3 separate regions of the Homo sapiens genome follow, and regions 1 and 3 are each linked to region 2. Evidence: chromatin contacts called from ENCODE Hi-C or POLR2A ChIA-PET data. All regions are on one chromosome and are shown on one strand. The core of a region is the stretch at or near the end of the contact, and the rest is flanking DNA. Distances in the headings are between cores, read along the strand shown.

What was found. A loop is a pair of places that touch in the nucleus more often than their neighbours do. ChIA-PET counts read pairs that join two places held with the same protein, here RNA polymerase II (POLR2A). Pooled maps may share reads with other maps.
Region 1: a loop to region 2 is called in a pooled map, with 8 times the contacts of the local background. The contact joins the enhancer-like site here to the promoter of SARS2 in region 2. A Hi-C loop is called at or near these places in 6 of 50 pooled maps. POLR2A ChIA-PET finds 5 or more read pairs at or near these places in 2 of 52 experiments (H1 and WTC11).
Region 3: a map of B cell shows a loop between it and region 2 (24-fold over the local background). The contact joins the promoter of SPINT2 here to the promoter of SARS2 in region 2. A Hi-C loop is called at or near these places in 1 of 168 maps with a recorded cell type or tissue (B cell) and 4 of 50 pooled maps.

The regions. Positions count from the first base shown.
Region 1 is chr19:38,046,950-38,050,165 of GRCh38, forward strand. All of the region lies in intron 2 of SIPA1L3 (signal induced proliferation associated 1 like 3), which reads left to right. Among named protein-coding and RNA genes, the nearest start is that of SNORD152, 110 kb to the right of the region's middle. RefSeq lists enhancers at 740-1,488, 2,142-2,671. Within about 2 kb of position 1,727, at least 13 of the 41 ENCODE cell types and tissues checked have a DNase peak (open chromatin) inside an H3K27ac peak, as active enhancers do.
Region 2 is chr19:38,929,496-38,932,643 of GRCh38, forward strand. It overlaps SARS2 (seryl-tRNA synthetase 2, mitochondrial), which reads right to left and starts at 1,268. Exons shown (of 16, transcript NM_017827.4): 1 at 975-1,268. The coding sequence starts at 1,241. MRPS12 (mitochondrial ribosomal protein S12) reads left to right here and starts at 1,449. Exons shown (of 3, transcript NM_033362.4): 1 at 1,449-1,503; 2 at 1,781-1,848; 3 at 2,838-3,148. The coding sequence starts at 1,800. RefSeq lists an enhancer at 893-1,352.
Region 3 is chr19:38,263,320-38,266,550 of GRCh38, forward strand. SPINT2 (serine peptidase inhibitor, Kunitz type 2) reads left to right here and starts at 1,254. Exons shown (of 7, transcript NM_021102.4): 1 at 1,254-1,679. The coding sequence starts at 1,574. RefSeq lists an enhancer at 1-802 and a silencer at 959-1,278.

The DNA of each region.
Region 1 (3,216 bases), core at 477-2,976, 880 kb before region 2:
GTGGCTCTTCCAGAGACCCTTAAGTGGATGGGCTCCCCAGCCAGGCGTGGTCCCCACTGCTAAGTATGTTATAGGTGTTGACCCACTTAGTCCTCCCAAAAACCCTGTGAGGCAGGCACTATCCAGTTTTACACATGAGGAAACTGAGGCACGGATAAGTTGGGTTGTTTGCGTGAGCCACACAGGTAGGAAGTGGCAGAACCAGGATTTGAACCCAGACCATCTGGCTTCATAATCACTCTGCTATACTTCCTGCCAGCCTGTTCTCCCCCGCCGACACACACGCACGCACACACGCACGCACTCACACACACTCCTACACATTCCTCTCTCTGTCATATCACCTGGTTTATTTTCTTCATGGCACATATCACAGTGGATTTGTGGGCTTGTGTATTGCCTGTCTACACCCTATAGTATAGCCTGTGAGCTCCTGTTTGACCATAGGAATTCTGTGTCTTGTGCATTGCCATATCCCCAGCATCTAGAACAGGACCTGGCCCGAAAGAGCTGCTCAGTAAATATTTGTTGAATGAATGAACCGACATGGCCAGTGACACAATGTCTCACTGGGTAGGTTTGTGTTATTTTTTCCTCCTTCGACCTCGATCCCTCCTGCCACTCACTTTATAGTAGAGGCAGTCACAGGCGATCTGTGGGTAGAGCGATGATTGAACCCGGGCCGGGCTGACCCCAGAGCGCACGCTCCTTTGCCCGCCCCTGCCACACTGGTATCTTTCCCTTGATGCTGACGGAGGGATGTGACACCGCAGCCAGCCAGGTCTCCTCATGGAGGGCCTCGGACCACGTGTCATTTTAGAGACCCCAGCGGCAGTCCAGATCCTGAAGTCCGACCTTTGATTCAGGAACAGAGCAGCTGCAGGAGTGCCAGGCTGGGCTTTCTGGTCCTGTCTCTCATCCTCAGCTCCAGTCAGCTGGGGATTAACCCCCTGCCGTCATCAGGAGAAATACAACATGGGAAACCGGCGGTAACTCCACTGTGGTAAAGGATGTGAGGGAAACAGTGACCCACTGCAGAGGGTTTCCTGAGCTCTCGTGCACAGAGAATCGTGCGTGTGCCTCTGGGTGGGCAGGGGACATGCAGCCTGGGTGAACATTTCCCATACACTAGGATGAATTGGCCCTTCCTGTTCATGCCTCTAATGCCCCATTTCCCTCCTACAGAGATTTTCTCTTGTTTAACAATTAAAAGATAGCAGGCTGCTTTGTGGTTCTCAGTCAGGATGCTTTTTAGTTGCAAGTAACAACCCTGGCACCATCTGGCCAATGGTTAAGACATGTGATGTGTTCTAGAAGCCCAGGGGTGGATGGGCACCAGGTGGATAGGATCAGCAGCTCAAGCATGTCTGTCAGGGACTCAGGTTCTCAGCCTCCAAAGGCCTCTGTATGCCTCTTGGTTCCAGAATGGCTTCCAGTGATAATCAGGGCCACTTGCCCTTGTCCACAGGCATCAGGAGAGAGAGAACACACCCCACTGATGGTTATAAGTGGTTCCCCTCAGTCTACAGCTGGTCCAGCTGAGGTCACGTGCCCCTCAACCAGGCCGGTCAAGTTACTAGAGGAATGCCACATCCTGATCACTCTTGACCAACTGGGTTCTGTTGTCTAGTAGCTGAAAAAAGCAGAAGTGGAAACTGAGTAGACAACCATTAATGCCTGCCAAGCTCAGTCCCTGACCAAGTCCCCTCCCTAAGTTAGCAAATCGTGTCAGGCCCAACAGATTTTGTGGCATTTGAGAACAAAGAAGTGTGGTTTTCTTTTGAAGAAGTTTAGTGACTTGCGTCCAATTTCTGCCTCCTGCATCATCCACCCTCAGTTAACACCCAAAAAAGGGGGCAGGCTGGGCGCGGTGGCTCACACCTGTAATCCCAGCACTTTGGGAGGCTGAGGCGGGCAGATCATGAGGTCAAGAGACCATCCTGGCTAACACGGTGAAACCCCGTGTCTACTAAAAATACAAAAATTAGCTGGGTGTGGTAGTGCACACCTGTAGTCCCAGCTATCGTGAGGCTGAGGCAGGAGAATCGCTTGAACCCAGGAGGTGGAGGTTGCAGTGAGCTGAGATTGCGCCACTGCACTCCAGCCTGGGCGACAGGGCGAGACCCCATCTCAAAAAAAAAGCGGGGGGTGGACAGGGGGCAAGTGGAGTCTGGCTGCCAAAGACTACTTGTCTGATGGTGGGGAAAAAAAATGGGTGTCTCCTCCCTTGTCACTGGGAAGGTTTTTGTTTCTCTTTCCATCTTCATCCTCTATAGGTCCTTTCATTCCTTCCCCCAGTCTGAAATATTTCCGGTGTGTCTGTAGCTGTGCACACATCCTTGCAAAATATATATTGAGGTTTGAGTAAAGAGTCAGCTTCCGGGGTTTGGAGCTCTGTATCTCATTCTTTCGGTTTCTTCTGGTTTTCACCAAATAGCATGTGTTCGCCATCTAGCCACGTTGCTGGATGTGTGTCCAGTGTATGGCGTCTGGCAGCTGAACAGTTGTACATGCTGTACATCTGCCACGGCTCACGTGTCTGGTCCCCTGGTGTTGGGCATCCAGGTTGCCCCTAGCTCCACCCCACTTCAAACCATGCTTCAAGTGAGCATCCGCCTACCTTTGCCTTAGGAACCCATGGGGCTTACCCCCAGGAGTCAGTTGCAGCCGGAGATAGGCATTCTCTCTCCCCAGGGGTGGGATTAAGGCACCTGCCACAACACCCAGCTAATTTTTGTACTTTTGGTAGAACTGGGGTTTTGCTCCATTGGCCAGGCTGATCTTGAACTCCTGAGCTCTCTATGAGGCTGCTCTGACCCGCGTTCCCCCGAGAGCACAGGAGGGTCCCGCTTCCCCATACCTCTCGCCACTTTGCTGTTGTCCTGCTTCCCAGTTTCACCAATCCGAAGGGTGTCAAGTGGGGTCTCCGGGGTTTTAATGCTCTGATGGTGAGTCTGGCTGAGTGCCTCTTCATGCCCCTGTTAACCTAATTCAGGCTCCCCTTTCCAAGAGAGGCCCAGTCAGCACAGGCATTGGAAGGCAAATTCTGGAGCCGGTGACCTGCGTTTGAATCCTGACCCTGCCATGTAACCCAGCAAGTTAGTTCACCTCTCTGAGCCTCAGAGCTGCCATAAATATAAAATGGAAATAATAGTAGTATCTATATTGTAAGGTATTTTGAGGATTAAATGAGATAATATATGTAAAGCATTTAAG
Region 2 (3,148 bases), core at 18-2,517:
AGTGAGCTATAATTGTACCACTGTACTCCATCCTGCCATCCTGGGCGACAGAACAACACCCTATCTCAAAAAAAAAAAAAAAAAAAGTGGATTCTAGGCCAGAAAGCACAGGTTAAAATTCCCACTCTGCCACTTCCCAGTTGCATGACCTAGCGCAAGTGAATTAGCTTCTCGAAGCCTTAGTTTCCCCTCTGATAAAATGGGAGAAATAATGGCACCTACTTCATAGAGTTGCTGTGAAAATTAAACGAGGTTAAAGTGAATAAAGCACTTCAAACAGGCTGGGAGGGGAGTCCAAGAGAGGAATGGGAAGACGTGGGGACCCCACTATCGTTAGCACCTCAACACAGAGATATTGTGAACCCGGTCCTAATTCCCTTTTATAAGTGCTAGCAATTTTATTATTATTCACCGCATATTTGCAACATCTAGAACACCGGAATATAGCAGTTGCACCTTAAGTATCAGTTTAATAGAACCATTCATTAATGGATTCATTCATTCATTCATTAACTCTATTTAACTGCCTGCTATGTGTGGCGGAGGTGCACAACTCTCCCTACCTCTCTCTCTAAACGCAAGAGCTCCACCACACCCCAGCCCTGACCCCGTCCGATTCACACTTGGCTCCCCATTTTCCTTTGTGGTCTTAGGGAAAGGCTGGCATGAGGTTGCAGCACGGAGGGCAATGTCACATAGCAAGTTCCTAAAGGACAGGAGGTACCCAGCGAGCAGTATGAAACAAGCGCATAATGGGTGTCCAGGACACAGTAGGCATTCTTGGCACATAGTAGGGCCTCAGCACTCACTGGACAACTGGCACATAAGTGGGTGCCATGCACAAGACGTTGGCTAACTTGGGAAATAACTAAAATTCCTACTACAGGTTCGCCCCCTGCCGGAGGGCATCTTGCAAACCCAATTCTTCCGTAAAGCAAACGTCTGCGCCCCCCGGCCGGCGCAGGCGCACTCACGATCGCGGGCAGGTCCGCCGAGCGCAGCTCCCCCTTGCGGAGCTCCAGGGCGTGTGCGGCCTCTTCTGGGCATGCGCAGAACCGCTCTATGTCCAGCTGAGGGAGTGCGCTGTAGCCCTCGCGCGCATACTCGTACAGGAGGTTCCGGTTTCGTTTCTCTGTAGTGAAACTTCTCCTTGGACTATCGTTGGAGATGCAGCCTCCCCGGGGCCGGAACCCCCGACGAGTCAGCAAAGGCCACAAGCGCCGCGCCATGGACGCAGCCATCTTGGACCGGGAACAAGGCGGCACTTCGTCCCGCCCACTCCGCGTTTAGACCAATTGCAAGGCAGCGAACCTGACCGTGACGAGCCAATCAGATCCTGAGGAAAGTTGACCGCGATAGAGTCCTTCGTCGCCCAATCGTCGTCTGTGTCCCGCCTCTTCAGTGACGCGAGGCAGAACCAGCCAATCCCTGCACGGATAGCGCCCGGAAGAGGCTAGAAGCTGGATTCAGCGTGTCCGCGACCTCACCTTTAGGTCCTGTGAGGTCGGTGGAATCCTGGGGTCCTCCAAATCTACCAGGCCATCTCCCCAGTTTCCCAGTTCTTCCTGCGTGCGGGCGAGAGTGGTTGGGCCCTCGGGAACCCACTCAGAGCGAGGCTAAATTTACGGAGGGACTTTCTGTTAGCAGCATGAGGGCCTGTGGTTAGACCTATAGAGGTATTTCCTTTGATTTAAGCCAGAAAGTCCTGAGAGCGGATCGGGGAGCATTTGCGGATCGGTCACTTTTTCCTCCTTTCTGAGTCTCTTATCCCCTACCACAGGGACGGCCCAGGTGGCAGGATGTCCTGGTCTGGCCTTCTCCATGGCCTCAACACGTCCCTAACTTGTGGTAAGTGGGGGACTTGGGCTTCAGGGACGAGGCTAGAGGGGGAGGGTTATTCGCTCTTGGACTTGTGTGCCTCCGTCGGAGCCCCGAGGGAAACGGGGGTGGAAAAACACGGTGGGGTTTTGGCAGAGCTAGGGCTGCTAGAGCAAGAGGTGGGAAGCAGCTGCATGGAGGGCTACTGCGTGTCAAGCGGCGTTTGGGTCAGTTTTATTATTTATTTATTTAAGATCTCCCTCTGTCGCCCAGGCTGAAGTGCAGCGGTGTGATCACAGCTCACTGCAGTCTCGACCTCCTGGGCTCAAGTGATCCTCCCGCCTCAGCCTCCCAAGTAGCTGGGACCACAGGCCTGCAGAACCACAACCAGCTAACTTTTTGATTCTTTGTAGAGAGGGAGGTCTCCCTGTGTCGCCCAGTCTGGCCTTAACTCCTGAGCTCAAGTGACCCTCCACAGCCTCCAAAAGTGCTAGGATTACATGCATGAGCCACTGAGCCTACTATTATTTTAAACAGCATTAAAAATAATGCTTCCTGGCCAGCCGTGGTGGCTCACGCCTGTAATCCCAGCACTTTGAGAGGCCGAGGTCAGGAGTTCGAGACCAGCCTGACCAACATGGTGAAACCCCGTCTCTACTTAAAAATACGAAGATTAGCCGAGCGTGGTGGTGGGTGCCTGTAGTCCCAGCTGCTCAGGAGGCTGAGACAGGAGAATTGCTTGAACCCAGGAGGCAGAGGTTGCAGTGGGCCAAGATTGAGGTACTGCACTCCAGCCTGGGCGACAGAGTGAGACTTTGTCTCAAAAAAAAAAAAGAAAAAAAAAAAAAAGGTAATGCTTCCTTGAAGAATAAAGAGTTACTTTTGTCTGTAGATAACATTAGATGTGAACAAATGCATCTTTGTAAAGTGCTTTAAACAATGCCTAAAACACCAAAATTGAGTTGCTACTACTCTAAGATCTGTTCTCTGGGATAATAACCCCTTTCGGCCCTCTCCAGGCCCAGCTCTGGTTCCCCGGCTCTGGGCTACCTGCTCCATGGCTACCCTGAACCAGATGCACCGCCTGGGGCCCCCCAAGCGGCCGCCTCGGAAGCTGGGCCCCACGGAAGGCCGGCCGCAGCTGAAGGGTGTGGTCCTGTGCACGTTTACCCGCAAGCCGAAGAAGCCCAACTCAGCCAATCGCAAGTGCTGTCGAGTGCGGCTCAGCACTGGCCGCGAGGCCGTCTGCTTCATCCCTGGGGAGGGCCACACCCTGCAGGAGCACCAGATTGTCCTTGTGGAGGGCGGCCGCACCCAGGACCTGCCAGGC
Region 3 (3,231 bases), core at 4-2,503, 670 kb before region 2:
CAGGCCAGGTGTGGTGGTTCACGCCTGTAATACAACACTTTTGGAAGGATGAGACAGGAGGATCCCTTGAAGCCAGGAGTTTGAGACCAGCCTGGGCAACATAGCAAGTCCCCTGTCTCCACAAAAAATTTAAAAATTAGCTGGATGTGGTGGCTCACATCTGTAGTCCCAGCTACTTGGGAGGCTGAGGTGGGAGGATCCCTTGAGCCCAGGAGGTCAAGGCTGCAGTGAGCCAAGATCACTCCATTGCACTCCAGCCTGGGCAACAAGAGCAAAACTTCCATCTCAAAAAAAAAAAAAAAAAGAAATAATCTAAAAGTGTTTTCAATAATAATGCATTTATGTTGATTACCTTGTTGGCTATCCTCTACTCGTGTGCCTGCCCCACTCCATTCCCCTTTCTAGAGTCTGTTCACGTAACTCCTCTTCCAGGAAGCCCTCTTTGACTCCCAGGCTTGGTCAGGTGTCTTCTCTGGGTTTCCCCAGGGGCTTCCTTCCTCTCAATTCTGATGCTGCCTGTGCTAAGTATTTGTCTCCATATCTGTCCTGAGAACCTTGGAGCCAGGGCTCGGGGCTGTTTTTGCATGGGCCTATCACCTCCTCCAGGAAGCCCTCCTTGGCCCTCTCTCAGGCTGGATGGGAAAGCTGTCTGGGCTCCCATCATGCCCTGGTTTTCTAGCGACCCAGCCTCTGATCCCTAAGCTTGGCCTTCCCCATCACAGCTTTCATCACTTTGTGCTAAGCTTCCGCTATCACTACTCTGGGCCGTTCCTGTTTGGTGACTCAGGGACCAGTCTGGCATGGCCACCGCTGGGTCCCCAGCATTAAGCCCTGGAGCATGAGCCCAGTGAACTTTGAAATTCAGGAAGGAATTCACAGGAAAGCTGCGGCGAGGCGGGCAGAAAACCACAGGCTTCCAAGAAACGCGTGTCTGCCGCCCCCTCCTCCCACCCTGAGGCCAGTCCTAGAGCGAAGGCCCTCCTCCGACGTCGTCACCAAGCCCAAGGGAAGGGTGGCAGGTGCTCAGCGGGCAGACGCCCCGCCCCGCCCCGCCAGGTTCTGTTGGGGGCGAGGCCCGCGCAAGCCCCGCCTCTTCCCCGGCACCAGGGGCGGGCCCAGGTGCGCCCAGGGCCGGGGAGCGGCCGCGCAGGTGCCTGCCCTTTGCGCCTGCGCCCAGCTCGCCCTGCCTAGCCAGGTGCGCCCCGCCCCCTGCCTGCCCGGCCACCTTCGGGAGCCGCTTCCAATAGGCGTTCGCCATTGGCTCTGGCGACCTCCGCGCGTTGGGAGGTGTAGCGCGGCTCTGAACGCGCTGAGGGCCGTTGAGTGTCGCAGGCGGCGAGGGCGCGAGTGAGGAGCAGACCCAGGCATCGCGCGCCGAGAAGGCCGGGCGTCCCCACACTGAAGGTCCGGAAAGGCGACTTCCGGGGGCTTTGGCACCTGGCGGACCCTCCCGGAGCGTCGGCACCTGAACGCGAGGCGCTCCATTGCGCGTGCGCGTTGAGGGGCTTCCCGCACCTGATCGCGAGACCCCAACGGCTGGTGGCGTCGCCTGCGCGTCTCGGCTGAGCTGGCCATGGCGCAGCTGTGCGGGCTGAGGCGGAGCCGGGCGTTTCTCGCCCTGCTGGGATCGCTGCTCCTCTCTGGGGTCCTGGCGGCCGACCGAGAACGCAGCATCCACGGTGAGGGCCGGGCGGGTAGGCTGGAGGCGGGGCGCAGGGGGCAGAGGCTCGGGGGTCAACGGGGGTCTGAGCAGGGAGAACTGGCGGGGGAGGAAACTGGGGGCTACTTGATGGCGTTCAGCGGGTGTGGTGGAACCAGCCCTGGAGGATTGAGCCTTGAAATGAGGTTTGGGAGCCTTCGACAGCGAAGACGGGCGGAGGAGCGAGGGTTAGGAGAGTTTCCTTCGGGTGGAGGAAGAGTCAAGGGGTATTGACCAAGAAGGCGTGGCACTGCCCCTTCCTGTGGCAAGAACGGGGTGAGGAGCCGAATTGAAGACCAGCCTTCTCCTGGCGGTGGAAAGTTCCATGGCCAAAGCTCAGGGAGAGGCCAGGCCTGTGAGATGGTGGGGGTTGGGTTGGGTGACCTGGTGGCCGTTTTAGACTCGGAAGAAGCCCATCTCACCCCTGCCTCTTTGGAGATTGGACAAGAGCCTCCCCTGAAGTTTTTGTAGTTGAGTTGCAGTAAAGTAGGTGCCCGAGAAGGAGGGAGCAAGAAAGGAAACAAGCTTTGGGGAAGAGGAAGCTCTGCTAAGGCTCGAGAGAGTATTGGCGTTGAGCAGCTGGTGTTGGGGTCTTTGGATTGGCCCTTAGAAGTCGGTGGTGAATAAGGTGATTTAAACTTCTACACTCTTAAGGAAGTGTGGTCTGAAAGGTCTCTTTGAACAAGTGTTGTTATAACCTTAACTGCTTCAGACAAGCACCAGCGTGTTTTGAAAAGAGCTCTCTTGAAAGCAAGAATTCATTGATTCAGCAAAACTTACTGAGGCCCTGCTACGTGTCAGGCACTGGCGCTGGTTATAACAGTTAACTCAGACTAGCTGGGTTCCTGCATTCACAGAGCTAATATTCCAGTGGGAGAGGCAGAGCTAGTGAAGGTTTAAAAAGCACTTGCCATGAGATTAAGTTACTGAGAATTAAATGAACCAGGTGAAGTACACCAACAGGGTGACGTAAGATGTTGGGGGCGGCTTTAGCTCAGGTGGTCGGGGGACGTCTCCGTGAGGAGGGTGACATCTGAGCTCTAACATGAAGAATGAGGCAGTAGCCACACGGAGACCTGGGGGACCAGTGTCCAGTTGCAGGCAATAGAGTACAAAGGCCTTGAAGCTGGAACAAGCTTGGTTGGGTTCAGGGAAAAGACAGAGCCAGCCTGGCTGGAGCAGGCGTGAAGGAGGGGAGGACTGGAGGAGGATGGGAGGTGGGAGAGGTTGGCTGCAGCCAGATGGCCTAGGGCTTTATAGACAGGTGCTGGTGCTTGAACCCGGGAGGCGGATGTTGCAGTGAGCCAAGATCGCGCCACTGCATTCCAGCTTGGGCAACAAGAGTGAAACTCCCATCTCAAAAAAAAAAAAAGAAGGCCGGGTGATGTGGCTCATGCCTGTAATCCTAGAACTTTGGGAGGCCAAGGCGGGCAGATCACTGGAGGCCAGGAGTTCAACACCACCCTAGGCAACATGATGAAACCCCGTCTCTACCAAAAATACAAAAATTAGCTGGGCATGGTGGTGCACAC